Linked DNA regions of Mus musculus: regions 2, 3, 4 and 5 are each linked to region 1. A link is a loop called in an ENCODE intact Hi-C map of the cell type or tissue named here. Cell type or tissue: left cerebral cortex. All regions are shown on one strand. Each heading gives the region's core, and the rest is flanking DNA. Links, peaks and the distances in the headings are about the cores only.

The links. Hi-C counts contacts between places; a loop is a spot of excess contacts. Peaks named below come from ENCODE experiments on the same cell type or tissue, not always from the same donor. Only the 100,000 strongest peaks of a DNase experiment are listed, where the experiment ranks them.
Region 2: a loop joins it to region 1, with 4 times the contacts of the local background. A loop is called at or near these places in 15 of 42 quality-filtered maps.
Region 3: a loop joins it to region 1, with 3 times the contacts of the local background. A loop is called at or near these places in 18 of 42 quality-filtered maps.
Region 4: it touches region 1 in a loop (3-fold over the local background); 18 of 42 quality-filtered maps call a loop at or near these places.
Region 5: it touches region 1 in a loop (4-fold over the local background); 12 of 42 quality-filtered maps call a loop at or near these places.

The regions. Positions count from the first base shown.
Region 1 is chr10:75,481,130-75,487,378 of GRCm38, reverse strand. No RefSeq gene overlaps it. Among named protein-coding and RNA genes, the nearest start is that of Gucd1, 33 kb to the left of the region's middle. In left cerebral cortex, for the core only: no CTCF peak of the experiment used is centred there; DNase peaks (open chromatin) are centred at 782 and 2,718.
Region 2 is chr10:75,245,130-75,251,378 of GRCm38, reverse strand. Specc1l (sperm antigen with calponin homology and coiled-coil domains 1-like) reads right to left here. Exons shown (of 16, transcript NM_153406.3): 4 at 4,667-6,249; 5 at 2,735-2,942. Among named protein-coding and RNA genes, the nearest start is that of Specc1l, 36 kb to the right of the region's middle. In left cerebral cortex, for the core only: no CTCF peak of the experiment used is centred there; no DNase peak of the experiment used is centred there.
Region 3 is chr10:75,252,023-75,258,271 of GRCm38, reverse strand. It overlaps Specc1l (sperm antigen with calponin homology and coiled-coil domains 1-like), which reads right to left. Exons shown (of 16, transcript NM_153406.3): 6 at 331-404. Among named protein-coding and RNA genes, the nearest start is that of Specc1l, 43 kb to the right of the region's middle. In left cerebral cortex, for the core only: a CTCF peak has its summit at 2,989 (motif pointing left); a DNase peak (open chromatin) is centred at 2,981.
Region 4 is chr10:75,259,597-75,265,845 of GRCm38, reverse strand. Specc1l (sperm antigen with calponin homology and coiled-coil domains 1-like) reads right to left here. Exons shown (of 16, transcript NM_153406.3): 8 at 3,889-4,052; 9 at 2,476-2,567. Among named protein-coding and RNA genes, the nearest start is that of Specc1l, 51 kb to the right of the region's middle. In left cerebral cortex, for the core only: no CTCF peak of the experiment used is centred there; no DNase peak of the experiment used is centred there.
Region 5 is chr10:75,274,900-75,281,148 of GRCm38, reverse strand. Specc1l (sperm antigen with calponin homology and coiled-coil domains 1-like) reads right to left here. Exons shown (of 16, transcript NM_153406.3): 12 at 4,222-4,378; 13 at 1,188-1,290. Among named protein-coding and RNA genes, the nearest start is that of Adora2a, 39 kb to the left of the region's middle. In left cerebral cortex, for the core only: a CTCF peak has its summit at 3,488 (motif pointing left); DNase peaks (open chromatin) are centred at 3,459 and 4,469.

The DNA.
Region 1 (6,249 bases), core at 701-5,700:
TGAGCACCCCCAAGCTCAGGACTTGAAATCCCACCAATCGTCACCCTGGAAATTCCTGCCCTGAAAGCTCCACCCCCCGAAGGAATCCTATATAAAGGTAGTGTCTGATCAGTTCCCTGCTGTCTTCTCCTGGGAGCAGAGACAGTCAACCCTGGATTGTCCCTCTATATTCCATAAATCTCTTTTAAGAGATTTGCTGTCTGGTGTGACTTGCCAAGAAGCAATGAAGAGAAGAAGGGAAGAAGTGGAGCAGGGTTGAGACTCCTGAACGCCTCAGCTCAGCTGGAGATCCCCTCCCCTGGGAGCTGCAATGCCTCTGCTGGGGAGATATCCTGTCAGAGCTGTGTGGATTCTGGGCTTCCGTGTCTTAGGATACCCTTCCATTGGATTACCTTGTCTTTGGGTGGTTCTTGGGCTTCTGAGTCCCAGGACAACTTTCCTTCATACAAGTTCTGATGAGGCAGAGAGACAAGACTTATTCCTATCTGATCCCCATATTTAGGGAACAAGGTGGCCACCCATGAAGGATCCACATCCCAGCCACAGACTCCCACAGTACATCCTTCAAGGACACAGAGGAGAGTCATTGCTCCCTTCCTAGGTGCCCAGAGAGCAGGCACAGACTGTGGAGCAGACCCTCCCCAGAGGAAGTAGGTGGAATGGAGGATGATGAGTCCCACCAACAGGAAAGTTCTCGGTCATACCTTTCTCCAGAAGAAGATGGAAGGAAATGTGTTCCTGTGCATTAATGTGCAATGCAAAGACCAACCTCTAGGTGGCAGCACCAGAACAGTCTTTCCAGATCACCCAGCCAGACCAAGAGCAGCAAGAAACCCAAGCAATTACACTTGAAGTGGTTCTCAGACTTCCCAATGCTGCGACCCTTTAATACAGTTCCTCGTGTTGTGGTGACCCACAACCATAAAATTATTTTGTTGCTACTTCATAACTGTAATTCTAAGAATGTTAAGAATCTTAATGTAAATGTCTGTGTTTTCCGATGGTCTTAGGCAACTCCTTTAAAAGGGTTGTCTGGCCCCAAGAGGGTCACGGCCCATAGATTTTGAACCACTGAGTTAAAGGGAGCACGGTGTCTGCACTCAGTGGGCAGTCAGCAAGGGCTTGCTTAATGTTCAGCAGGCCAGCGATGGGCGGGCTTTAGGAAGCCAGCAAGGAGTGTGACAGGCAAGGCAAGACTTGGGTTTAAAATCCTGGAGCAGGGAGACACTAGGTACCCACAGTTTCGGAGGCTGGGCCTGCCTGTGGAAATAACAGCTTGCCTCAAATAACTAAATCATTGGGTTCCTGACATTGCCCCAAATCAGAAAGGCTTAGTAGGAAACTAATGACTGATAGATGCTATGATAACAGTTTAACAGATAATTAGTGTGAATCATAGAGATCAGTACTTGGAAGTTTTAGGAGTTCAAAACCAGCTTGAACTACATAGTGAGTTCTAGGCCAACCTGTGCTACATAGGCAAAATTCTGTCTCAAAAAGCAGAACAAACAAATACCACACAAAGCCAATGGAAACAGAGACAGTAAGAACAGAGTTACATAAAACACGAGTAGTTCATGGAACCCATCTGTAGGGGAGAGGAATTAGAAACGAGACCTGTAGGGACCTGAGAGGTAGTTCAGTTGTTAAGAATGCCTACGGCATTGGTGGCACATGTCTTTAATCCCAGCACTCAAGAAAGCAGAGGCTGTTGGATCTCTGAGTTCCAGGCCAGCCTGGTCTACAGAGGGAGTTCCAGGACAACAGAGAATCCCTGTCTTGAAAACCAAAACTAAACGAATGGAAGAAGCCAGCCACTTGAAAGCAAGGACAGCAGAAAGAAGAGCTTTCCAAAGGGCTTTAGCAAAACATTCAGCTTGAACATACGATCTCTTTCTCTCCTTGGGCCAGACCGGAGGACGTGTGGAATGCATGGTTGTGTGCATGTATGCATATGTGCATGCGCGTAAGGGATGGTGTGTCACTGTGGATGTGGGCTTTAAGACCCTCATCCTAGCTGCCTGGAAGCCACAATTCTGCTAGCAGCCCTCAGATTAAGATGGAGATGTAGAACTCTCATCTCCTCCCACACCATGCCTGCCTAGATGTTGCCTGTCATGTTCCCACCTTGATGATAATGGACTGAACCTCTGAACCTGCAAGCCAGCCCCAATTAAATGGCCTTTACAAGACTTGCCTTGGCCATGGTGTGTTCTCACAGCAATGGAAACCCTAACTAAGACAGTGGGCCTCTCAGCACTGGGTATCTCTAGTCTGAGAAGAAAAGGTATTAAGATTCGAGATGGCTGAAGCAATGACCACTTTAAACATGGAGCAGCTGGGAGCAAAATGCCCTGGAATCTTCCATCAGTGGGCACCTGGCTTGAACTAGGAAGTAGTGCGTGTTTACTCGAGCCTAATCCTCAGGAGGTTTCACAGGGCAAGGAGAGGGAGAAAGGAAATGGGGCCTGGCTTCCTCTTTTCCTCTCAGCTGCTAAAAACCCAGCTGACAAATGTTTAAGAACGGGACTTTTACAGAGACGTGCTGTGGATGGCACTTTCCAGAATTAAACAGGTACCCGGGATCCAACTACCAAGAACATGGTCCTTGCAATTCGACAGGAAGGTGTTGTGCATAGGAAGTCAAACCCATGGCCAGAAGTGTAGTGTATTATCACTAAATCACCACCGGCTTTCTTAGAATATTCCAGCAAGAAACCATTTGTCATTTTCACACACACACAGAGTCAGAGCTCTGACCACACACAGCAGGAGACACATTTCTTTTTTTTGGCTTCAAGGGAAGATAAAAATACATTTCACATAAGACATTTGCAAAAGATCAGAGAAAAATTCATGAAGAGAGAGAGACCAGTGCGGGCCACAAGAGGCGGAATCAGATTTCCTCCCATGGCCTCCCCACCCCTCTGAGACAGAACCTGGGCATCAGGAGCACAGAGCACTTCTGCTGCAGACATCCTCCATGAATTTGTAGGAATTGAATGTTAGAATCCATCCTTGCTTGCTGTTCCTCCCACGGATACCAACAGACAGCCCACTGGGATGCTGTGATTCCCAGGCTAGCCCTCTTGCTAGTGCCACCACTCTGAGGGGTACCGCACTCTGCTCTCCACCCCATCCTCCGTGTCCTCTCAGAAAGCCAGGCTGTGAACCTTCCTCATCCTCTGCTTCTCTTCAGGGACTCAGTCATGCTATCTCTCTTTGGAGCCCCAGCGATGCTGATGGCTGTCTGTCTGCTCACGCTGTTAATGACGCTAATTTCTTAGCCTCTAGTAATCCATGTTACTGTCCTGTTGAACCACCCACCCCATCCAAAACCTAACACCCAGTGCTGTATGCGGGGAGCTAAGGGCTAATCCCAGGGAAAAGATAGAGTTACTGTCCTACCCTGCCTCTAGCTGGGACTTAGAAACATTTCACTCCCAGAGAACCTATAGCCCTATAGACGTTTCTCAATTTGCTGACCACCCCTAGGCCAGGATCATCACATGCTGAACAATTGTACTTCTTGAGAAATCAAGTTCAATTTAGTCTCTTGGGCATTTATAGAGAGTTTGTCTCTCTGCTTCAAATGCCCACCATTCTGCCTCATCACCTGAGAACTGGCATCGACCAAACCAAAGAAAACTAAAGGCCGTCCTCGTCCTGGGGTGTGAGACACTTTCCTAGCATTCTCTGACACTGAAAATAAATCTTTTCTGCTCACTGCTTGCTATCTAAGTGGGCACCATGCTGCATATCCCCTGATGGCTCTGGTCTTCCTCTCAGAGCTCATTGTTACCGTCTTAGAGTTACTATTGCATCAAGGAACACCATGACCCAAGTAAGTTGGGGAGGAAAGGGGTTTTTCGGCTTACACTTTCATAGTGATGTTCACCATAGGAGAAGTCAGGGCCAGAACTCAAATATGGCAGGAACCTGGAGGCAGGAGTTAGTGGTGGCTGCAGGAAAGCACTTGGCGCATGATGTCTCACACCATTTTGCTGGTACAGCCTACTGAGAGGCCAGCAGGCAGGACTTGGCGCTGACTAGGAGTCTGTGAGGGCATGGAAGGTGTTTGTAAAACATATGCAGAACATCTGAAGAGAACAAATCCCAGCGCCCCTTCCATGGCACCTGATATCAGTCAGTTGTTTGATTTTATTGGCCCCTGGCAGATCTCAGCTGTCTTGTTTAGCCCACAGATACAGACACGCCAGCTGTGTAACAGACTGGATCAAAGAGAAGACTACGTGCTCCTCCATCATCAGGCCCAACAGGCTGGGAAGAAATTGAGTTGGAAGCATTAGGGACTTGGAACAGGTGCACACAGTGAGCTGCATCGAACCTGTTGTATGATAGTGATCCTGTTTCCACTTAGTTACACCGGAGCCAAGACTGAATGTCTGACATGAACCGTGAATGATCTCCTTACTCCGAAACTACCGTGGCCCCTCCGCTCCTTTCCTTCTTCTTTTTACTTAAACATTTTTATGATAATTCAGATAGAAAGCATTTTTGCCAGGCTAGAGAGGTGGTTCAATGGTTAAGAGCACTGACTGTTCTTCTGAAGGTCCTGAGTTCAAATCCCAGCAACCATGTGGTGGCTCATAATTATCTGTAATGGGATCTGATGCCCTCTTCCGGTGTGTCTAAAGACAACTACAGTGTACTTACATGTAATAAATAAATAAATCTTAAAAAAAAAAAAGAAAGCGCTTTTGCCAAGGTTGGTTCCTGTCCTTGAAACTGTTCCTGTCTGCTTTATAGCAGTGAGCACACCAACCCTTCATGGGCGTTGGGGAGAACGAGTGCTGCTTACCCTGTAACTGTTTGCTCCCTGTGCCTGGCTCAGCCTGCTCTTATAGAACCCAGGGCCACCAGCCCAGGGATGGCATTACACGCAATGGGCTGGCTTCACACATTAATGGCTAGTTTAGAAAATTCCCAACAGGCTTGCCTACAGCCAGATTTTATGGAGGCATTTTCTCAAGTGAGGCTCCCTGCCATCGGATGACTTTAACTTGTGTCAAGCTGACATAAAGTTAGCCAGCCCAACTGACCCCTTGTCAGCTTGACACACAAGTCACTGCTAAAAGCCAACCTTCCCTTTCTTGGTCACCCCCACAACCTCATATAAAACAATATAAATAACTTTAAAAATCAATCTTGAAGAATTCAAACAATTCAGTCTCTTTGAAATAACCAATCCAAAGTCTTTTCAAAATGTAAAGTCTCTTGACTGGGACCTTCCGTAAAAGCAAAAATAAACCGAATGCTTTCTCACTTCAAGAGGGAAGGATTGGGGCACAGATAATCACAACCAAAGCAAAGCAGACTCTCAATGTGTAAACGACACAATGTCTGATATCAGGAATTCACTCACAATCTTCTGGGCTTTCCCAAAGAGCTTGAGTCACTTCTCCAGCTCTGCCGTCTGCAGCACACGCAGATTGTCTTCTAGGCTACAGCTGGCTCCACTCCACTGCTGCTGCTGTTCCTGATGGTCATTCCATGGTCCTGGCATCTCCAAAATGCTGGTGGGGATCTTCTGTTGCAACTGGGCTACACTTTCACCAATAGTCTCTCATGGGTTCTCTTCAAGGTGCCAAACGTCAACTTCTCTCCATGACCCCTTTAGTCCTGGGTCTTCCAACTACTGCTGAGGCTGCACCTCACCAATGGCCTCTCCTGGCCTCTCACAGTGCCCAAAGTCAGCTGCTCTGCATGACCCCTTCATGCCTTCAAAACCAGTACCACCTGGGTGACTTTTTTGTTGTTGTTTTGTTTTGTTTGTGTAAAAATTATACTTTGGAGCTTGAGCCCCTGCGTTGAAGGGAGAAGGATCCGGGGCTAATGGGCCTTATAATCGCCAACCATTTCTGTATCTCCTCTCTTTTCCCCACCAACCATTCTGATCCTGTCCCTCCCCTCCATCTTCGGGTGATTTTTCTCTTCCTTTCCTTCCTGCTACACTTCTCCGCCTCTATCTTCATTCTCCGATCATCCACTGTTCCATTTCCACCACCCCGTTGGTCCTGGCGATGCGTGTATGCGGGTGCACTCACCACCGACCTTTACTATCCTTCCTGTTCCGTTTCCTCCTCCCACTCTTGCAGAGACCCTGGTGGGGCAGGGCGCCAGTGGAAGACCGAGTTCTACAGCTGGAGCTCCTACATGGAGCACTGAAAGAACCAGTTCGACCACTATAGCAAGTGCTGCTCAGACCTGTGACCCCTTGGGAGACCC
Region 2 (6,249 bases), core at 817-5,816, 240 kb after region 1:
AAGAAGCTATATAAATTTTTTTAATTACTCTTGGTTTTTTGTCATTTTCTAGTTAAAATCCATATGTGAAAAATGAATGACTTGTGATGTTCTGTCCCCAAGATCTTCATCATTTAACATCTTCCTAGCTAATGCTCCAGTTACCACAAGATGTCACTCCTGCCCATGAGCAAAACCACAAGGACTAACTGCATGGGAAACAGGGCAGTACCAGTGTACCCAACGGACAGTACAAGGAGCTTCCAAAGTCACTCTGGAATTGTCTGGAAAACTTAAACACTTCTTACAGGCAAGAAGAAAAATTACCCCGCCCCTCTTTGAAGCTTTATAAAGTACTACTGGTTGGGGGAAGAGGTGTTCTCATCAGTAGGATAACTACAGGTGACTCAACTATATGCCTATAAATAGCCCAAATTAAAAAAAAAAAAATCCACCCACATTCCTGTAAGTAACCCTAGCAGAACTCACAAGTGCACACACTAGCTGAGAAGAGGAAGGGAGAAGCAGGAGGTAGACAACAGGGTAATGTGATCATGGTCAAAATATACCTGCATATCAAAGTGTCTAAGCGAAACACTGTCATGCAAAATTAATATGTGCTAATAAATACTTTAAAATGTATAATAAAAAAGCAGAATTAAATAAATTCTCACAAATAAAAAATGTATACTAAATCCAGGGTCAGAGAGATGGCTCCGCAGTTCAGATTGCTTGCTGTTCTTCCAGAAGAACCTAGCTTGGTCCCCAGCACCCATGTCAGACTGCTCACAACCACCTAATCTCCAGCTCCCAGGGGCTCTGACACCCTCCTCTGGGCTTCTTGAACATCTAGTCCACATACAGATGTGTGTGTGTGTGTGTGTGTGTGTGTGTGTGTGTGTGTGTGTGTGTGTAAAAATTTAAAATGTTATATATTTTTTAAAACTCTAAATATAAGTGCTGAAAGTTCTTATTGTTTGGTTTTTGACTCTGAAACAAGACCTTATTATAGCGGCTGAAGACAGCTTAGAACTCTGTCAATTAAGCATTGGACCACAGATGAGACACTAAGACCACCCTGAAGGATTAAGTTGTGGATGAGAAATTTCATGGCAGTCACAACAACACCATCTTCTTTAAAAAAAAATTCAGTCCCACCACTGACTATTTTAATAGGGGCCCCAGAATGTTCAACAAAACCTTGGTCAATCCAGATTCACAATCAGCTAACCAGAACTTAGAATTCCCAAGTTCTATCCTGAACATTTCCCGCACCTGACCTGCTCTTCTTCAAGTATCTTCAATGTCCCCATCAGCCTAGTGATAGGCCCAATATGATAATTGCTTTGTCAAGAAATGATGAACTGAGAGTGTCGGAAGGAGTGTTGCATACACCCATTGTCTGAAAAACTTTAATGCATCAGACATGCCTACTCCAATCAATCTATCTCTAGGTCTGTAATATAAAGGCATATAAAAGTGAGGATGTAGTTCAGTGGTAAGAATGTGAAATTTACATGGACAAGGTCCTGAGCTTCATCTCCAGCATCGCACAAAAGGCAGCAGGAATACAACTCACTTGTCCTATCAGCTGTCATAGCTCGTTTCTATATCTACCCATCAGCCTAATTTCTTCCCAGAACTCCTTGGGGGTATAGTAATCACAGCCCTTCACCTGAAAAACTCAGTGTGTGGTTTCTAAGAACAGTGATATTTTATGTAAACATAGTGTAATTATCAACTTCCTAAATGTATTATTAGCATATCTTTAATCTCTTAGCCACAACTCGGTGTTTGATTAATGCCTTTATATCATTTTCCCCTGTAGTAATGGGCCTGTCTAGACATGGGCATTACATCTAATTATCTTGTCTCCTGAGTCTTCTTTTATCTGGGACCTTTCTATAGCCTTTCTCTTTTGCAACACTGATGTCTTTAGGGCTGCAGCCCCTCCACACCTCTGCTACCAGCGCATGCTCATGCTGTCGGTCTGTTTCCCTGTGGCTGGCACGTGCCTGAGTCAGAGCAGCCCTCACTTGTGCTATGCCCAGTACCGCATGCCTCTATGACCCACATGAAAACCCAAACACTGCTCAGCTTTCCCTACTGCATAAGGAGTTGCTGTTTCTTTTCTGTCCTGTAATCAATAAACAATTCTTGAGAAAATAGATTAGGTTCATATAAAAATCTGATTGCTCAACTTTCTTACAAATACAAAAAAATTTTAAAGTTTAAAAATCAATTCATTCAATGTACAATGAAACTTTAAAATGCAGGTTTCATTCTACCATGACACAAAATTCTCAGAATAATAAGAAAAATCAAATAAATTTAAAAACACAAAAACCTGTGTTCCATGATCAGTATGCTACAAGATTAACCTATTTTATTTTATTTTTTCCAACTCTGTTCACTTGCAATCACTAAAAATAAATTAATGGCTTTTCTTATGGTCTGGAAAATAACTGACTGTTAGCCTTTTCATTTCAGAGATTCTCATTAATTAGATACAATGTTCAAATAATGCTTCTATGGAACATCTGAGAACACAACATAGTTGACCCAGAGTTTCCTCACTAAGGTGTGAAGCACACCTCTGTCAAAGTGTCTTTCGGTAGGTCAGCGTGCTACTGTGTCCATACTGTGTGCTAGTCAGAACTGCTATTTTCACCACGGAGCACCAGCACGCAGAGGTGGGGTGGGCAAAGCCTGAGCGCCTGCGCACGAGGTCGCTCTCACTCACTGCCTTACTTACTCTCTAGATCAGAGATAATGAGGTTGTCATGCAGCTTCACGGCGCGGTGCTGCTCCACCTCATCTTCAAGTTCAAAGATGGTTTCCTTCATGTCACTCCTCTCCGTGTCCTTTTCCTCCAACTCTGATCTTAGTTTTTCTAATGTCATATTCAAATCTTCAATCTGCTTCTTGGCCTCTTCCTGGAAAGCTCGGTATTCATCTTCTACCTAAAGAAGTTAAAAGGAGACTTGTTTGGGGATAAACTCTACAACCAAAGTACTTACCGTTAGATATGGAAGTGAGGTGCGAGCAGCTACGGACAGACTGACTGACAACCTAGCCACGCTGGGGACCAGCACTACAACTGCACGAGGTTTGCATTTGGTTTGTCTGAGCACAAGCCCAAAGCCTCACTGACTAAAGTCAACTGATGCATCACTGAACTTCCCCAGGTTATCTATGAGCCACCTGGGGGACGTTTTCTCTTCTCCAACATTTGGACTTAAGTTGTGCATTTGATGAGTGATTAGCATGCTACCCTCACTTATAAAAGTGCAGTATTTATAATAGAAAAAAAATGAAATCAAATATGAAACCAGAAAAACATTTAAGGCTAACAAGATGGCTCAGCAGGGAAGGGTGCTTGCTGCCAAGCCAGGGGGCCTGAGTTCAATTCCCAGAACCTTCCTGGAGGAAGGAGAGAACAGCCTCCAAGTCATCCTCCAATCTCCTCGCGTGATTCATAGTACACACACACGTAGACACAATAAGCACATACAAACAGAACACTTTCATTTCAAGTAGTCTTTATCAAAGTACTAGTTCACAGTGCCCCTCAACATGTATCTCCTGAATTACATCTCTAAAAGTGATCACTAACAGACTGGCAAGATGGCTCCAGAGGTAAAGACGTTGGCTGCCAAAATTAATGAGCTGAGTCCTATCCTTGAAGTTTCCCATGATAGGAGAAACCAACTCCCACAAGTTGTCCTGACTAATGCACCCCCAATACACATGCTTTCATATTCCCTCCCCCACCTGAAACAAACATGAAATAAGTTTTTTTAAAAAGGGATCATTAAAATACATAAAAAATAAGTTAAGTTATTCAAAGTTTAACAACTGATGTAATAAAACCTTTCCCTTTAAAACTTCCCCACACTCGGGCAGAGAAATACTCAGCAGTCAAGAGCACCCCTGCTCTTCTGGACAAGCCCAGTTCAGTTCCCAGCATCCACATCAAGGGTCTCAACAACAGCCTGCAACTCCAGCTTCAAGGGATCCAACATCCTCCGTGCCTCTGTGGGTGCACACGCATGTACCATAAATTAACACATACACATTTTAAAAAGGTGGGTGGAAAAAATAGATAATTTGTACAAAAACATTCACTTCAAAAATCACTCAGGATATAGAACAACACTAGCAACCTAGCCAGCCATTCTGACTGAGTCTTTACTAGTAAGTACACTGAACATCTGTGAGATGAGGGACTAGAAGAATCATCTCTAAGCTCTTTGCCAGCAATAAATCCTGTACCTCCAAGAAACAGGAGCAACTCTACTCTAAAAGTAGAATGAACTCACAATAAAATGCTATTTGAAAAACTACACCAGGGCAAAAGGCAGCAGACATTGCCAATCCTGGAAAACTGAGATCCTGACTCAGCACCTGCCTTATGCCCCAGTACATTAGAGACGAGGATGTAAAGCTATCTACTGCTCAGAAGGAAGTCTGGCTGCATGGTTCCCAGCCCCTCCAGCCCCTCTGAAAAGAAGATGACAGAAGAGGAGCGGCTGACAATGACAGTACTGTAAGGAAAGTCTTACTCACGTAAGGTAGTGCGTTTTAAAACTTGAGAAGGAGTTTTTTTAAAAGGCAACGTCACACTTCAGGTTCTCCACATGGCAGCTGTATAAACTAAACAAGAACGTGTTTACGTGGGCAATACCTTAGCAATGGTGTCCTGTAACCGATTGGCATCATTTCGGGTATGAGCCAGATCTTCCTGCAGGCTACTGGCCAAAGTCTCCGCCTTTTCCTTGTCCAGCCTGACACTCTCCAGGAGATCCTGGATATCGGACTTGTCTCCAGAGTTATGGATAGAATACAACTCAGCCACCTTCTGCTTTTCGTTCTCCAGCTGGGCCTTCAAGCGATTCATCTCTATCTGGTCACTGGCCACAGTAGCTTTGTACTCCTCCAATGTGGCTGCCAGGGCCGCTTTGCCCTTCTGCTCAGACTCAATAATCCGCTCCATGTGGTGGCTGCGCTCTTTGAGGGCACCTATCATTTCTTGAGCTTCTTTGTTATCTTGTTCTGCCATCTTCAAAGTGTTGCTTAAATGCTGCTGCACACCTAGAAGCTGCTCTCGCTCAAAACGGGCATTCTCAGCCAAATCCATGTAGCGCTGCTCTAGTTCCATATAGCGCCCGCTCTTTACGTCTTCATCTATGACATAGGAAATGTGATGCTCATCAAGAAGGGAACGGAAATACTCAATCTGCCGGCCAAAGTGTTCCAACTTATCACTCTGCTGACACAGCGACTCCATCAGAATGACCTTCTCCTCTCCCAGCCTTTCGTTCTCACTGTTGAGCTCCTGGGTAATCTGCTGGAGATCAGCCAGCTCCTGTAGAGTGGCCTGAAGCTCCTCACTGGTGCTGTGCTGGTTCTCTTCCATCTGGTGAATCCGTTCTGTCAGGCAAGCGACGGACACCTCACTGGCATTCCCACTGCTCCCCTTCCGAGAGCGCTCAATGCTTGGCACGCCCTCTGACTCTGAAGAGGAGGGGGCGTCCAGAGCATCATCGCTGGAAGTGAGGGGCTGGTACACCTCGCTGCACTCACTGTCCAGGTTGTCCATGGAGTTACTGTGCTGATGGTCCATGAGTGTATTTTCATCCTGACTCAGGAGATCTTCCACCGACCCAGGAGCAGAACCTTCTACCGAAGATGTCAGAGTTCCTCCTCCGTCACTCTGGTTACCAGGGGTGATTTCTGGGCTCAGGGACTGATAGCCAAATAGTTTTTCAGAATTGTCCAGCCTTTGCTCTAGGGAAAAGCCCAAAGCATTGAGCCTGTCCTTTAGCATTCTGTTTTCATTCTTCAGCTGGTTGAGCTCCTCGCGGATGGCTGTATTCTGCTCCTGCAGCTGCAGGAGAGTAGACTCCACGTCAGTAGGCTGGTGAGCAATAATAGTTTCCTTCACCTCAGACCTGTCCTCACCTTCACAATGGTCCTCACTAATGCCCAGCTGAGCACGCATGTCTCGGAGTTCATTTCTCAAATGTAAAATTTCCACATCCTTGGTTTTCGCCAGTGTGAGGAGATCTTTCACCTTGGCTTCCAAAGCAGCTTTGTCACTGATCTGATTGTCCGACTTAGACTTGCTCATACGAATATCACCCTCTGCAGCAGTGCGGCTGCGTGAACGTTTAGCCAGTGCCACATCATTAGCTCCCTGACTTACAGAGGGCAGTTTTTTGCTCTGGTTTAGCCGGGTGCGTTCACGTAATCTTTCTCTAGTAGAAC
Region 3 (6,249 bases), core at 409-5,408, 230 kb after region 1:
CATGATTAGCACTGTCCCTGCACATCTTAGCAGCATGGATGCTGGCAGCCAACCCAACTCAGAGAACACAGAAACCCCACATACAAACAGCCTGCTCTGTGATTTTAAAATCAAAAGTTAATAAACTTTATTTTTAAAACACATCTTTCCATAAATAACTACCAGTACATTCTCCTACTTTAAAAGCAGTGCCAGTCCCAATTTAAAATAATGGCACTTGCTTTCAGTCCAGTGTGGCTGATATCCTACCCTATCTACAGTCTAAAGTAACAGTACAAATGTCAGAATACCATGTTTTCTAGTGAGACAGCACATGAAGATTCATCCTACCCGAAGTCTCCTGTGAAGTGTCTTGATTTCTCTTTCCATGTCATGCTTTTGGTCTTGGAGTTTCTTAACTGTATCTGAAAAGACCACAAAGATTAAATATTTCTTTTTAAACCTAAAGTTCTTAATGATCTTAAATGTTCAAAAGAAATGACATAAAAAGAGGTGATAAAAATATGATCATCTAAATCGTTTCCCTATGCAGAAACTTGTTTACTTTCATCACAAAACTTAAAAGCATGAAAAGAATATTCAATCCAAGACTACAGTTTCTGCATCATTTCCTAAGTAAACTGGAAGCAATTGTTGGAAACATACATATTATTGGCACAACGCCAACCAAAACAGCATTGACTGCTATTAAATTGTCAACTTTTAATCACAGAAGTTATCACTCTAAACCGTGCAAGCATAACTCCCCTTTCACACTGGAATAAATTCCAGAAACATGAAATCAGTAAAATTATTTTTAACATTGATTGTAATATCCAGAGAGCTGCCAATTAATCTATGGAATAGTAGCACTAAATACAATAGGAAATTACATTCTCTGCTTGTAAGAAGTTCTGAGAAATGCCTCAGGAACATATCACGTTGTAACTGCTCTGCTGGACATCGGTCACACTCATTACTCTCACAGCTCAGGAATAAATCACTTCTCAGTTCTGCACCAGGAAAGGCAGTTATGTATGGAAATAATCCTGTACTAAGATTTTGCCTATTGATGCTATAGTTCTCTCCATTCTCAAACATAGTCTTTCTCTTCTCCCACAAATACATAAAATGAAAATCACTCTCAAATTCAGGACCTCATATGCTACACATAGGTTTTCAACCACTGAACATATCCTGGGTCATGATACATATTTTTTAACCCTTTTGTTTGTTTTTGAGACAAGATCTCATTCTGCTCACTATGTAGCTCTAGCTGTCCTGGAACTCACTATGTAGGTCAGCCTGGTCTTGATCTCACAGAGATCCACCCACCTGCCTCCCAATGCTGGGATTAAAAGTGTGGATCACTACATTCGGCTTTTTAAAAGTCAATTTGTGTGTGTGTGTAAAACAGAAAGAGAGGAGAGAAAGAGAGAGGGAGAGAGATTACTTGATTGTACACTTAAGTGAGCACAGGTAAAGAGGTCAGAGGACACCATCAAAGTTGGTTCTTCTCTTCCGCTATGGGTTCCAGGACTAAACTCAGGCTCGCATGACAAACACTTCTCTCATGAGCTCATGATATATTAAAAATGATACAAAGTAACTTCAGTTATAAGATATTAGTACAAACTATTATTAGAAGCAATAATATTTTCGAATGTTGGATAAAATGAGATAAAACAAGATAGATGTCTAATTCTAGCAGCCAGCAGTTAATGTCTCCACTGGACACAGTGCCAAAAGCAAGTTGAGCGAGGGAAGCAGAGTGACTTCTCTCCAACTTCGGAGGCTGCCCTGTGAGAAGCCTCCCTTAAGCTGGACAGACCACCCAGTCCGAAAGGCAAGTCCACACAATGAGAGGACGAGTCTATGGCCCTGTTCTCTGCTAACACAAACAGGGGAACCCTGAAGTCAGTGGGTCTGGCTCCTTGTCAGCTCAGGCATGGCTGGGTTCAGACATTCAAATACAAAGAATGAGGACAAAAACTGAGAACACTAGAAATTCCACTTTTTCTTTACATTCAGTCTACTCATGTATAAGAGTTTTTGTTATTTTGTTTTGATACAACATGCATTTAGCCCTTGGTGGCCTGCAACTTGCTACACAGTCTAGGTTGGCCTTAAAGTCACAACAATTCACCTGCCCAGGTTCAATTCTCAATACCCACACGGCACCTAACAACTGTCTACAACTCTAGCCCCAGGGTATCTGAGAAACATACACACACAGGTAAAACACTCATTCACTCATATTCTCATTCATATATATACATACTTGTAAAGGAAGACATAATTCCTCAGACTGCCAATTGTGTTAGGACTTGCTGTTAGGCCATGGCATCTTAGTCTTTGTAGCACTTTTGTTTGTTTTTTGTTTTGTTTGTTTGTTTTTCGAGACAGGGTTCCTCTGCATCACCCTGGCTGTCCTGGAACTCACTCTGTAGACCAGGCCTGCCTCAAACTCAGAAATCCACCTGCCTCTGCCTCCCAAGTGCCGGGATTTGTGGCACATTTAACTGCACTGGCCATCTTAGACTGGTTATAAAATTCTAATTTCTTCAGCTCTCTTTGTTCTTCTGGTCTCTTCTCCATCAACCTCCACATTCATGTCCACAGAAGGCACACAACCTCTCCTCTTAACAAGAACATGTGTTGCTACTGGTGTGCACACGAATTAGTGCCTGTCATTACTCCTTTTTACATAAAAGGAAAGCTGGCAGACAGGGACATATTTAAACAGCATAAATTGTACTAGGCAGGTCTTTAGGGCCGTGATTTCAACTTTATGATCACGGCCGTACTTTTCCTCTGAGACAGAAAGTTAAGAAATGGCAACACACTTCTCCTGAGATTGGAGGGGTTTCTAAGGTCTTTGGGTTTTTGGTAAAGACTACTGCTACTAGCACAGCCTATGGCCACACAAGGAGGAAGTATCACCTCAACTCAGGAATCTTCAAATGAGCTGCTTTCCTCTCCAGTTTCCCTATGTGAGCGACACTGCCACCTACTGTCTTCAATTCAAATCCTATCACAAACAAGAACTATTATCTCCTTGCTTTTAAATTACAGATTAAACCTCCATTTTTTTTTTTTTTTACAGAACTATTTTTATTCTAGAAATCTGACAAACTGCACTTGCATTATTATTCCATCTAACTTTCCTCTGAATAGTTCTGGAAACTGCCCTTCTTGCTTAGTAATGGGCTTCTTAACTGTCTCTCTTCCAATGACCTATCCCTGACAAACCAAGAGAAAGCCATGCTAGCTCTCATATGCCCACAATCATGCAGACATTACTGGGCAGTTACCATGGGCTCAGGCTCTGGCTATGGTCCTCTTGCAGACTTAATAAACTCACCCAGATCCCTGTAGCCCAAAAGCTCTCTGGGTACTACCATCAGCTGCTTCCATCTGGTCCAGCATTTCCCAGAAAATGAATTAAATATTATTTTCAGAGCAAAGGAAAAGTCAAGAGTAAATAATCTGTCACAAGAGATGGGCAATGTGTACAGAACCTGGGAGAAAATACAAATGGTTTTCAAATGAACTATAGAGTTTTACTTTATTTTTTAATTTTGTCCAAATCTTTATTCTCCCATTCTCCAAAAAATGTGGCTATAACTTTTTTCTTAATTCTAAAAGTAAGACATGTTCACAATAAAACAATGAAGATAGAAGTTGTAAGGAAGTAAGGTTGCCTTGATTTGCATTTGACTTACATCCTTCTAGATTTGTGAGTGTGTACCATTTGGTTTGGGTTTTTGTTTGAACTTGGTCTTGCTGTGTTGCCCAGGCAAGCCTTAAATTCCTGCAGAGGCTCAAGACATCCTTCCTACCTCGGCAACATACTACATGGGACTAGAGATACACTACCACATCTGCCTGGTTTTTTTCTTTATTAAGCACAATGAGATTATATTTGTACTGTTTCATAAGCCTGCAGCAAATAATGGACTCCATTATCAGTAAATCCAGATGTGTAGTAGGATCTAGATGGCCCCAGAGTAATTTATTAAAGTAACATATCAGAATTTGTTTTCAAAATCTCCTTTTAACAGACTTAACATAATTTCCAACTTTAAAATACAGCGAAGTCATTACACAACTGTTCAGATATTATGTGGAGGAAAGTTCCAAAGGTAGAAATGATGAAGGGTCCTTTGCAAGTACCAACCTAAGCTAATTCAGTGTACACTAGAAGGGTATACCTCAAGAACACTGTTAAGTTTCTTGGGTTGTCTGTCTGTTTGTTTGTTTGTTTTGAAAGGTTATCAGTTCACTTATGGTTTAACAGCACAATGAAGTCAGCATTTTAAAGGATCACTGTATCTGGCTGCCATTCTCATGTCATGTTACATTTGAAGCTTTAAGTGGTTCTAAAGTACAGACATGCACTGCAGCTGGCTTATTTCATCTTCTAGCCAGTGTACTGAGCTCTGTCCATTCCATCCTCACTGGCATAATGGCAATGAAAACGGGAACTCACACTGTGTACACAAGCTATGTACTAGATTACAATTATTGAAAGTGTAGATTGTGGGACTAGAGAGATGGGTTAGCAGTTAGTTAAGAGCAGTGGATGCTCTTGCAGAGGATCCAGGTCCTGTTCCCAGAACCAACATGGCAGCTGAGAACCATCCATAACTCAGTTCCAGGGGATTCTGCACCCCTTTACGAACTCTCAGGGCACAAGATACACACAGTGCACTTACACACATACACACACACACACTCACAAACCTCATACACATAAAATAAAATATATCTTTAAAAAATATAACAGACTATTTCCAAGTTTTGTGGTGACAAGCAGTTCTGCGACAAGCCCATATGCACATCTATAATCCTACAATGCTGTTACTAAGGACAGGTTCCTTGAAGTGAACTGCTGACTCTTTTAATAAAATTTTGTATCAACATCCTTAGAAAGATGCAGCAATCATACTCTTCTTAATGGCACATAAGAATATTCTTCCTTCTTCTTGCTTGCTATCAATCTTTTAATTCTTTCACATATGTTTAATGAATACTGGCATTGTTTTCTTTTTATTTCTTTTCCATGCCAAGTATCTGACTTTTTCTGATTTGCCTATTTATATACTTTTAATATGAAAACGTGTGTGTGTGTGTGTGTGTGTGTGTGTGTGTGTGTGTGCCCTTTCTCTTATTCCCTTGAGACAGGGTCGCTCCCAGAACCAAAGCTTGCTACTTCAGTTAGGCTGGCCAGCCAATCTGCTCTCTCAAGCATGCATAGCCATGTCCAGTTTTCTGTTTTCTTTTCTGGGGTTCAAATTCAGGACCTCGTATTTACAGAGTAAGTTCTTACCCACTGAGCCAGCTCCCCAGACTCAACTCGGGGACATCACTCCGCAACTGCAGGTGTCACTGTTCACCCACAGGCTTCTCTGGAACAGCAACTAGTAAAGGCTCTGCAATGCCACATTAACAGGAGGACTGGACCCTAGCCAGTGCTGGGAGGGGTGTCCAATTCACAGCGGGGTCTAACTTACTTTTCCCTCCATGTGGTTCTCTCTCCCAGACCACACGGTAGCCTACCATTCTGGAGACACAATCCACTTCCCTTTCTGACACCAAGGTCATTCAAAGAACCCTGGCATCCAATTCTACTCCTTTATCCACAAGAATCTGAGCTCAGAGGCAAATAAGCAAAGCAGACAGGTACGTGGGGGACCTCAGTCCAGTGGCCAGTCCTGAGCGGGCAGTTCTGGTAACATGATCCCTTCCACGCAGAGCCTGCTGGGAACATCATTCCTCTGAGCCTCACTGTTCTCCTGGACAGCAGGCTTTTCTGTTCTGATTTACTCCCCCCACCTCTGACTATGCTTTCTACACTTCACAAGTTACTCAGAATTACTCATCCACTCGCACTCTCAGCATTAGCACCACTGAGGCTTCACACTTCATCCCTAGTCTTCTTTTACGGAAAGGAAGGGCGTGGGGGTCTGAAGCCGTGTTCTGAACCGAAGTTCTGAGTTTACATGGCACCTTTCTACCTTAAATGCTAAGGCGTTTACACTTGTTCTGCTTTGTAGTTTTTATTTCTCTGCAGTTTCCCACTTGTCCCTTCAATCTGTCTTCTCCTCCACATACTTGAGCTCAGGAGTGGTTGTAAAGTCCTACATACCAATTCCAAGGTCAGGAATTTATCTTGGGGTGACTGAGGAGCGACTACTATTGAAATTATAAGGCCTTTTTGGGAGCTGACTAGGAGGTTCTAAGCTTGTTAAAATATTCCACAGAAGA
Region 4 (6,249 bases), core at 526-5,525, 220 kb after region 1:
TGTTAATGTCATGCTGTAAATGTTGAAATCAAGTACTCTAAATCCTCCAAATGTTTTCACATATTCAAATCCTTTTGCATTTCTATATAAATATAAAACTACATCTTATTTTATTGGATTCTATTTAAAAATTGTAAGACTGTTGTTCTTCTGGCAGTCGTAACTAGCAGAAATAACCTACTATATTAATTATGTACACTGTATGACAAAATACCCCAATATTTTACAGTGACTTTAAAGAATAAACACTTATGATCTCATGATTTCTCTGGATCAAAAGCTTAGCTAGTTAACTCCAGCTCCAGGTCTTCAGTGAGCAGGCAAATCTAGCTATCAGTTATCACAAAGATAGATTGGAGGTAAGGTATAGGGGAAATCTCCAGATTTCAAGTTTGTCAGCAGCGGTTGTTGATGAGGCTCAGAGCCAATTCTAAGATTACTCAATGGTCCTTGGCACAAACAAGCTCACAATGTGGCAACTACAGAGGGTTTCCTCAGAGTGGGTGAATCTAAGTAGCAAGAAGAGTGAATTTAAGAGGAGCACTCTCAACAGAAGCCAACTTTATAACCTTCTCTGGGAAGTGCCATTATGTTACTGCTGCTATACTCTATTCATTAGAAACAAACCATGGAGTCAGCCAGCCAACACTCAACAAGAGCAGAGCACACAAACAATGCCTACCAGTACCTGACTCACTGGGAGTTACAGACTGCCCACGACAGTTATTTATAGCTCTCCTAATCCTTTTGGAAGTTACTTTTACAGTCTTTTGGGCAGACCTAGGCTATCAAGCACTCGAGAGCTAGCTAGATATACTTTATCTCCTTATCTGTTCAAGGAGGTTCTTCATAGTGGCTGATATGCAATCACAGGATTCCCTACGCTGTATAAACTACAGAAAGCATCTGTCTGAAAAGTCCTCCTGCCAGGCCATATAGGGCTTCACTCCAATCAGGAAAGGCAGCTATGCCCTGAAGAGTCTAGCAACTTCATTTTCCTTGAATGTTGCTTTGTAGCCTCAGATCTAACTGGTGTATCCTTTTCTGTTCCAAGTTGAATCGTCCTCCCTAAACCACAACCTAGAAACTGCCTCCAGGAAAAAGAGAGCCCCAGCAGGACTTCCCTCATCTGTCAGTATTGTTTTTCAGGAACCACAGCAGTGCAATGTCTGAAAACAATGGCTTCCTACATTTTACCCAGCTTTCCATTTGTGTTTGAGACAACTCTTGTTGTAACCACATAACAAGAATTCCTGTCCATGAAGTTTTTAAAAAAACCTATTCAGGCAGTAATGGTAAATGCCTCAAATTCTAGCACTTGGGAGGCAGAGGCAGGCAGATCTCTGTTGAGTTCAAGGCAGCCTGGTCTATAGTATAGCCAGCACTACACAGAAAAACCATGTCTGAAAAAACAAACAAAGAAACAGAAGCTACACATTATTCATCTTATTTGAGGCCTGTCTTACTTGGCATGTTGCTCTGTACCTTTAGATTTCAAATCTGATTAATAAAGAACATCTAAAAAGCATTAAATCAACAGGCAAAACACGGAGCTTCCTTGCCTTCCTTTAGAATGAAGAAGACATCTTGTATAAACATGAAATGCAAGCCACTGGCTGAGAGGCTGCATCTATCTTAGACTGTGAGAGTTTAAAAGTCCACTCACAAATCACAGGGCCAATCATGAAGTGTCAATTAAAAAAGAAAATGTCCCAAGGCCTAACTTTAGGGAGTAAGCCACTGCTACCCGTATTTACAAAACACTAGTTCAGCTACTCTCACCCATGTTAAAGTATTTTGCTTCAGCCATATTCTGAAAGTGGCTGAGAAAACAGCATAACAAGATGGTCTCTGGAGTACTACAGAGAACAGCCCTCTGCCCTGCTCCTGGGTGCACTCCAACAATGGCAAAGAATAGCAATTCTCAAAGTTCTTTATAATGGATCAGCATTCATATCTTTGAGCTTGACTGTGACAAATGGCCTTCAACGAACAGCACTTCTCTCAATCCATGCCTTGAGTAGACTGACATTTAGCTCTGGGCTGTGTATGTGCAAGTGTGTAGATATGTGTGCTTGCATTCAGGCGTGCCAAGGAGGCCCAGAAAAGGGTCAGATACGCCCAAGGAGCTCAAGTCATAGGGTATTGTGTGAGGTCTCCCAATGAGTGCTGGGAACTGATCATAGGTCCTCTCTGAGATCCATGAGCCATCTCTCCAGCCAAATGGTCTATTGGACAGCAAAAGATAAAATGTGCCACCTACAGACTTAGAGAGATCAAAGCTTCCAAAACAGCATCACAATTTACATTTGTAATTTGCCTCAATGAAGCATACTCATGGTATTTTACCAAGCAAATCTAACAAACATCCCTCTGAGGCAGTCATCTGTCCACCTGAGACATGTGCATGACTGAAAGAGGATCTAACATGCATATTTAAAGCTGTCTGCACCTTCAATGATCCTAGGCTCTTACCTGCATGGGAGAAACGGCAGCTGCAGGAGGGGTTTTCATGGGACTTGGACTCAGAGGTGTTCGAGGGATCGCAGCTGCAGCAGCGTTTGGTACTAGGAAAAGAGCAAATGGGAAATTTAAGGATAGACACAGCATGGTACAGGAATGTGTCCTGCACAGGAATTTCTTCAACCAGACGAATGGTTGCTGCTCTAGGCCAGCACTTCACTTCTGCTATTTAATCACAATGTTTGGCTAAAATACTACATAAGGCAATGAACTCTAAGATAGAAAGAAAACGAGAGGACGGGGCAAAGCTCGGTGGAACAGCATTATAGCACGCATGAGGCCCTAGGTTCCAGCCCTAGCATCACTATTTCTATAAGAAACTAAGAGGCAGCAAGGTAGCAAACACCTATAACCTCAGTACTTCAGAGGCAGAGGCAGAGGGATCACAAGTTGAAACTACTCTATCTAGGTCAACCTGGGCCGCGTAGTAGGGCCCTATCTCAATAACCAATATGAATACACAAACACACACACACAAACAGAGACAGAGAGACAGCGAAAGACATATAAACAGAGACAGTATACAGCTTTTATGACAGATTGCAGATATATCTTCAGGGTTCACGCTGGAAGAGCTAGATCATCAAGAGTCTAGCTTGCAGTGTACAGAAGAGGAGCCTGAGGTTACAGAACTTTGATCTGAACTTCATTCCAATTATCCAGGATTTTAGACAAGAAAAACTCTCTCAAAGGCAAAAGATGAGACTAATTCCAAATTTACTGAAATTAATAGTCGAAGGTGCCTTGAACTCTTGTCTTTGACTCTAGAGATGAGGAAAGAGAAGAGAACAAGGAAGCTCATGGGGGAGGCTCAACAGTGAGGAAAAGACGTTAGCTTAGGTTCCTAGGTTTCTGGTCTCAGTAACTGGGTAGAACTCTATTGACAATAGAGATGGGGAACAATGAAGAGAAGAAGCAGAGAATGAGATCTGGTCTGGCATAAGGATGCTCAAGTGTCAGTGTCAACAAGGTACCTGGGTATACAGGATTGAGGAATTCAGAGGAAGGTTGGGAGCTAACGTTATGTATCCAGAAGTCTGCACATAAAGAAGATACAAGAAGTCACAGGAATGAGTATGACCCACCTAGGGAGAAAAGTTACTGGGTGGCCTGGGAAGTAAGGCAAACTGCTGAGACCAGGATTTCTAAACTGAGGTACATTCTGAACGCTGCAGAATGGACCTTAACTCATGATACCATGCGATACTAAGTGATGCTATATGGCACTGTATGATACCATAGTCAACCTGATGAAACTCAGAGCGTACGGCGTACGGTGATATAGAATACCGAACTAGACAAGGAGGATACATCATGTGAGCAGAACCATAAGCCTTGCAATCCACACACACATAATCAAGTTACCTTGAGATGCACTGTCGAAAGACTTGATGAGGGTTTTTACTGTGGGAGTTGGTTCTGAGGAAGTGGAGGACCTTCTACTCAGTCCCATCCCTTGCCTCAAGGCTGCCAAATCTCTTTCAACAGCATTCATGTAGTTATACACCCGGCCACGCTCTTCCTCTTGCCTAAAAACAGGAAAATAAAGAAAGGCATGGCATGTATGAGAAAATGCCCATTTAAAAATTTCTGACTGAAAAGCATTAAAAGTTATTAGGGTTTGGTTTTTGCTTTTGCCTTTTGTTTTTTAGCTTTTTTAATTGTACCAGTTGAACACAATTGCCTGACCTAATATTATTTGCCTGGTAGACAGCAGGAAATGATACTGAAATGTTCCTATCAGGTGATCCTAAGCAAGTTAAATAGCCATCAAATTCCATCTGCATTAAGTGTCAGGTGAGGACAACAGTAATCAATTAGCAGTCAGTCAGGAGGCAGACCGGCCTCAGCCGGACGCAACTGGGAATCTCTGGTTCTGTGCTGCCAGTAAGGCGCAGCCCTTCTCAGGCATGAGGGAATTCACTAGCAGAGATCATCTATGCTGGATCCAGCTAAACACTGCTTCACAGAGACACACAAAGGAGTAAGACCAGAAGTCCCATCTTCCTAAGAAGAGGTAAACTACTGTATCTCCAGAGAATGCCTCCAACGGGCTCGGAAAGCTCATGGAGTCAGTTAAGGCCATAAAACATTTTACTGTCTTAATGAGACACTGTTTGAAAGACAGTAAAAATATTTTATAAAAAAAAAACTTTATTTTCCAAATTCAAAAACTGTTAAGAATAATGTGTCTTATGTTAAAAAAAAAGATTTATTTATTTCATGTATGTAAGTATACTATTACTTTCTTCAAACACACCAGAAGAGGGCATCAGATGCCATTACAGAAGGTTGTGAACCACCATGTGGTTGCTGAGATTTGAACTCAGGACCTCTGGAAGAGCAGTCAGTGCTCTTAACAGCTGAGGCATCTCTCCATCCCCCCCCCTTTTTTTTTTCTTTAAAAGAAACTTTTTTTTCTTACATTCTGTTTTAAAATTTTATTTTATGTGAGTACACTGTAGCTATCTTCAGACACTCCAGAAGAGGGCATAGGAGCCCATTACAGATGGTTGTGAGCCACCATGTGGTTGCTGGGAATTGAACTCAAGATCTACAGTAAAGCAATCGGTGTTCTTAACCGCTAAGCCATCTCTCTAGCCCATTACATTTTGAAAAGAATGCATTTAGCCAGGTGAGGTAGTACATGCCTTTAATCTTAGCACTGTGGAGGCAGAGGTAGAGCTCTGTGAATGCAAGGCCAGCCTGGTCTGTATAGTGAGCTCCAAAACAGCCAGGTTACATACAGAGAGACCCTGTCTCAGGCTCCTTTTAAGACCGACTTTTCGTCATCAGCAAATACCAGCAGCTGTCCCCTTAATGGACAGGACCACATCACTTACTAGGAGAAAGTAGCTCAGACTGAAGCCAGCACGGTGCTCGCCTCAGCCACCTCATACCTGGACACAGGGTTTAAAGCGGAAGTGCCGGCTCACACTTCCACTTATCACATGGAAGGTTAGAAACAGGGCACTCCAGGGCTGGGATCTGGTAAACCTTTCAACAAGGGTATTTTAAGTGAAACCCATGTTTTGTTAGGCAGTTTTGCACTAGAAAAAAAACAAAAAGTTAGCACATGTTATAATGAGCTTGACTTTGATACGAAGGCCCTGGGTCACCAAGTTTACCTTTGTTCTTCACTATCAATGCAAAAATCAGTGCAAACCATCAACTTCCGGTTAGTATTATTATGAAGACTAAGTGCAAGGAGCCTGGGAAAGTTCCATCACTCTGACGACAACAGCACAGTACAAGATGGCTCTCTCATCATTTAATAGTGTGTGGGGCCTGCAGAGGCCAGAAGGGAGCAACATGTTCCCTGGAGCTGGAGTTACAGGTAGTCCTGAGCTGCTGGAACTAAACTCAGATCTTTTGGAAAAGCAGGAAGTACTCTTAACCACTTCCACCTCTCCATCCCAAGATGCTGCGTCTTTTGGTAGGCATCTCCTTGAAACATAAAGACTAGTAAACTTTCAGGATCCCATGGAATGATCCTTCAAGAACAGAGTTTTAGGGCTTAGTGGTAGAGTGATTGGTAGATGTAAGGCCCTAGGTTAATCCCTAGCATGACAGATGGATGGATAGATGGATGGATGGCCAGACAGAACCAACTTCTAAACTCAGGGTAACTATCAAATGAGGCATTTCTGACACATAAACTCATTCCCCAACTCAGATGGAATGTTACTGTGGGAACTCAAAACATATCACAGGTATAATCTCCTG
Region 5 (6,249 bases), core at 453-5,452, 210 kb after region 1:
CCATGTCCCTATACCCTCACTCTAAACTCCACCTTAGCTAATGAGAGCTAGGAACAGGCAGCCCACTAGTCGATGCTCAGTGACTACTGCCGCCTTACATCTGCATACACTTGGGTCTTTAATCCTAAATGAACTGACAATCACTGCCTGGGTCGTGTACACATTTGTCCATAGGAAGTCTCTTAATGATAGACCTTGTTCACTGCTTCCTCTACTACTTTGGTATTTCTTTTTGTTAGTACTTTTTTGGCCATTTTGTTGTTATGAGCCCAGGAATACAGAACTCTGATCACCTTCTTGTGTACTTCTATAAATTTCTGAGGAAAATCTATTGCAATCTGGAAAAAATCTCTGTACCTCAAATCTTATGTGAGGATACCGGGAATATAAATTGCATTTTTTAGCAGGATGATAATAAATACATTCAACTTGTGTAGAATTAAATCATCTTTACAGTCATATTTAACATCATCTAAAATAAATCCTGAGTGACATGCTGGAAGACAGAGGAAGGAGTGGCAGGTATGCCAACAGGAATGGCAAAGGCTGTGAGAACAGAGATGAACCTAATATTGAACTCTCTTAAGAGGAGCATGTATGTTTTCAGTATTTAGCCAGACGTCATCTCCACAGAAGCACTTAAGCTGGAAAGGCTGAGATTCTTCAGTGGGTGTGGTGCCTGCAGCACAAGCTGACAGACTGCGTGAACTAGAACCCTGCACCTTTCTGTGGAAGGAGAAAGGCACTGTCTGAAGCGGCCCTCTGGCCTCCACAGGCGCATTCACAAACATGAAATAAGCAAGACTTTTAAAGGTGTTCATTAAAAGCACCTGGAAACTGGTTACTTTTCAAACACAAGAAACTTATTTTGTCCCAGGGACACTCAACCAAGTTCACTATCAACTTGAGAATGTGTTCCTAAAATTCAATATAAAAATCATTTTAGCCAGGCGGTAGTGGCACAAGCCTTTAGATTAAGCCCTCAGGAGGTAGAGACAGGCGGATCTTTGAGTTAAAGGCTAGCCTAGTCTACAAGTGTGCTCTAGGACAGCCAGGGATACAGAGAAAGCCCGTCTTGAAAACAACCAACCAAATAGAACCATGTGAATGTAAGGTACACAGTCAGTCGGGGTAGGTGGCACTTGTGCAGTTACTGCTTCCGTGGAATGAGAGAACCCCTCGCTTACCTGATAGCCTTCTGTTTTCTTCTGACACCACTTCAACAAGGCGTTCCTCTTGGAGCCTCCATATTCTCTTGCCAATGCTGAGAGGGGGTCTTTCCTTTCTTCCCTAATTTGTGAAAATAAGGAACCCAAGTTGAAATATTTGAGTCCTATGATAAGATCACAAGCACTTCTCTGCATTTTAATTAAACAGAAAAATGCACAAAACTTTGGCCATTTTATTCTATGACACAGCTTTTTATTTAATGTCACTGTCAGTCTTCAGTCTGTGGTCCCATAGACCTACAGCTGTCAAGGCTAACGGTTGAACTCTACTGCTCATCCACATGGCAACATTCTGTACGAGAGCACTCTTGAGTAATAGGCTGTACTCCAGGGTGCTCAACACAATATGGCAACATATAAACTGCTCTGGGCCTTTTATTCAATACCCTGCTTAACTCTACAACATGCTTTAGTTTATTTCTACCCTTTCATCTCCTTATGTCCTTAATCAATTTCAACATTATTCGCTGTAACTATAAAGGACAGGGTTTTGTGAGTTGAAGAGCCCAAAATTAGGCAAATGAGACAGAGAAGACATGACAATAGGGCTGGAGATGGCTCAGTGGTTAGGAGCACACACTGCTCTTCCAGAGGACCCAGGTTCAATGCTGAGCACTGGCATGGCAGCTCATAATGGTCTGTAACTCCAGTTCCAGGGAACCCAACACCTTCCTCTAGCCTCTGTAGATACCACATGTGCATGCAGTGCATAGATATATATTCAGGCAAAATATCCATACATAAAATATCATATAGTAAAAATAATTTTACTTTATGTTTTAAGATACAGAGGAAAAAAGAGACAGCAATAAACACTTAAAACACATATTATACTATATGTGAAGGCACGCAGAAGGCAGAGGTAGGAGAGTTCTGTAAAGTTCTACACTACCCTAGTACATATAAAATTCATGAGACCCTGTCTCAAAACAACAACAGCAACAACACACCAAAAGCAAAACTATTACAAGCCCAAGACTAGCCCGGGGGGGGGGGGGGGCAGGCCTGTAATCCCACCATTCCCACCAGACTAGCCTGGGGGGGGAGGCAGGCCTGTAATCCCACCATTCCCACCAGACTAGCCTGGGGGGGGCAGGCCTGTAATCCCACCATTCCCACCAGACTAGCCTGGGGGGGGGGGCAGGCCTGTAATCCCACCATTCCCACCAGACTAGCCTGGGGGGGGAGGCAGGCCTGTAATCCCACCATTCCCACCAGACTAGCCTGGGGGGGGGCAGGCCTGTAATCCCACCATTCCCACCAGACTAGCCTGGGGGGGGCAGGCCTGTAATCCCACCATTCCCCATCATTTCTGAGGTGAGAGCAGGAAGACTTCAAGTTCAAGACCTGTCTAGGCTTTGGTGAAAGTTCCTTGCCTCAAAATAGATAAATATATAGCATATTAGTTAAGATTTCTATTACTGTGAAGAGATACCATGGCCACGACAATTCTTGTAAAGGACATTTAACTGAGGCTGGCTTGTAAATTCTGAGGTTCAGTCCATTACCATCATGGTGGGAGCAAAAAAGCAACCAGGCAGGCCTGGAGCTGGAGAAGGAGCTGAGAGTTGTACATCTTGCTCCACAGAAAACTGAGAGAAGACTGACTTCCAGGCAGTCAGGAGGAGGGTCTCAAAGCCCACCCCCACAGTGACACACCACTTCCAACAAGACCACACCTCCTAACAGTGCCACTCCCTGGGCCAAGCATATTCAAACATCACAAAGGGGTTGGGGGAAGGAAGCCAGCCAGCCTAGACTATGCCTAGGTTCAATCTCCACCATTGCCAAAACAAAACAAAACAAAACAAAAACCCATATATCACTTCTAAAAAAATATTAAGTATGTGCTAAACTGTATACCCTGAGTTTTTAAGATAAAAGCTCACTGTGTCCCAGGCTGGGCTCAAACTCCTGAGTTCACCTTTCTGCCTCATCTTCCTGAGTCCTAAGAGTACATATGTGGTCCACTGCGCCTAGCAAGTCTTTGGCATGGCAAAATGGCCAAGCTGCTGTGGCCCTGCACTGTCTATTTATGCATAAAATGTACTGCTACATACTCACTACATAAATGAGTGTATGGGTATACACTCCTCAGAGGTTGGTCACACAAGAGGTACAGCTTTAAAAGTTAGCTCATGGAGCTGGAGGGATGGCTCAGAGGTTAAGAGCATCAGCTGTTCTTCCCAAGGACCCAAGTTGGATTGATTCTCACCAACCACTCAATAGCCCAGGGAATCCAATGCCCTCTTCTGGTTTCTGGGAGCACTGCATGCACATGGTTCACAGATATACATTTAGGAAAAACATACACATAAAATGAAAATAAAGACAATTAAAAAATAAACAAATATAACGAAAAGTATGTTCATATAACAGGCATGTGATGTAAACCTATAATCTCAATACCTGGGAAGCTAAGGTAGAAGAATCTAAAGTTCAAGGCAGTAAGATCCTGTCTCTGCAATAATCTTTTTTTAAAGTTCATAATTTGAGTTTGAATGGTCAAGTGCTACACTTTATCCTTAAAACCTAGAAATTAACATGCAGTGACGTTTCTGAAACCCTTTCTAGTCCTCCTATTCTTAATCTTTTACCTGTCAAAAGTTTTTCCTCATTCCTACAATGTATGATAAATTCCTGATTTTTTTTCCCATCTAAACTGTGTGTGTGTGTTGCTGAGCAACACTCTCCCCAAAAGCAAGTACCTGATCTTGAAGTATCTGCATAGAATTTACCAGTAGAATATCTCTAATTTGAAAACACAAAGTCTGAAATGTTCAAGCTTTAATGTTGCTACTCAAAAGGCATGCACTTGAGTTTTCAGACTTAAGATGTCTCATCTACACTTACTGAGCCATTTCTAGTTTCAAACAAAACAAAAGTCAACACTGAGTAACAGGAAAAGAGAAAGGGGGACAGTCAGCACTGACTTGTAAGCAGGCCCTTCACTCTCAAAGGCTAGGGACAGTACACAGAACATGTTTCCTACCTTATTCGGCTCCGGGTGCTTGGAGTGACAGATGCAGTGGGAGAGGAAGAGAGGGAGAGCTGTGGTGACGTGGTGCCCATAGCCATGAGAGAGGCTGGTGACGCGCCCTCAGATGCAGAGATGTCCCGTTTCATTTCTTCACTACTCCGTCGAGACACTGTGAGAAAGTCGTCGTGGAATATAAACTAGTCCAACTGCTGTGCAACTCACTATGGAGGTTTCACCCAAAACTAAAATTAGAACTCCCATCTATCCAAATCAAGGCATCATAGAGGAACTGGTTCCTCAATGTGGACTGCAGCACTATTCACAAGAGCTGAGTCATGGAAGCAAGCTAGGATTCACAACAGAGGATGGGACAAAGCAACTGTGCATGTGCACACAGTGGATTTTTTTCTCCATGCCAAAAAGAACAAACTTTCATCACTGTAGGGAAAGGGACGTGCACTCTAATGAGACCATCTCCCAATATTTTATACTGTTTACACGAACTCAGTCAATCTCACAAAGACAAATATGTTTCCTCTCACTTGTGGCTCCTGGATGCTATACAGGTCATAAAATCATGTAAATACATATGAAAAAGCAACTGTGTAGGGGAACACAGAGAAGTGAAGAAAGGGGTGGGAAGAAGATGGAGATATGATCAACTTTTTATACTTGTACAAAAGTCCTATGTGACATGGTACCAAGTACTATGAACAAATACAATGCATATTCTTTTTTAAGGAAAGATTTCTGTGTATAAGAATTTGTGTGTCTCAGATCCTACATGTGTTTATATGTTTCTTGGCTCTTCTCCCCCTTCCATATTTGTTTTGTTCTATTCCAGCTAGCTTTGTTTTACAGTAGTAGTTGTAGTGCCTGTTTGTTCTCTAATGAGACAGAAAAAAAAGAGTGTGAATTTGGGAGGGTGGGGAAGTGGGGAGAGTCTGGAAAAGTTGAAGGAGAAGAAATTATAATCTGAATTCATAGTAGAAAATCTATTTCAATTAAAGCAGGTTTGAAAATTCTAGGGATAAAATGTCTTAGATTGAGAGTTGTACTGGCTGGTTTTGTGTCAACTTGACACAAGTTGCGGTTATCACAGAGAAAGGAGCTTCAGTTGAGGAAATGCCTCCATGAGATTGAGCTGTAAGGCATTTTCTCAATTAGTGATCAAGGGGGAAAGGCCCCTTGTGGGTGGTGCCATCTCTGGGCTGGTAGTCTTGGTTCTATAAGAGAGCAGGCTGAGCAAGCCAGGGGAAGCAAGCCAGTAAGGAACATCCCTCCATGGCTTCTGCATCAGCTCCTGCTTTCTGACCTGCTTGAGTTCCAGTCCTGACTTCCTTTGGTGATGAACAGCAGCATGGAAGTGTAAGCCGAATAAACCCTTTCCTCCCCAACTTGATTCTTGGTCATGATGTTTGTGCAGGAATAGAAACCCTGACTAAGACAAGAGTTATTTTATTTTTGACACCTAGATTGTTTTGTTAGAGAAAAGAAATGCTTTGTCAAATAATTTTTTAAATGTAGTATATATGTTGACAATTACAACTGCATATGTTTTAAAAGTATAGAGTAATATACATGCTTTAAATTGTTTTAGTGTGAGCTTGAGAATTTCTTCTCAAGACTCCTAAAGACTCCTGTGAGAGGAAGAGCTACTCCTTGAACCCACTCATGACTGGGTTAGTTTTCACTCAGAACACCCATGCAGCTGGCAGCAGTGATTTATGTCCACAATTCCTGTACTTTCAAACTGAGGCAGGAGGCCTACTATGAACATGAGGTTAGCCTGGACTACTGAATGAGACATTATCATAAAAAAGTAAAGAGTCTAAAATCTGTGAAAGATTGGTAGTGGAAATACAGAGCATATCAAATCTTAGGTGAACAAGTGCCTTATTAATATGTAACATTCACAGTGTCTACCTGGTACACAGTGAGGACTACCCAAACACAACTCAAAACCAAAGCAGTATGCGCATCTACCCAGCCCTGCCCAGTCCCACAACTAAAGAAAACACACCCCTCCAAGTGCAGCAA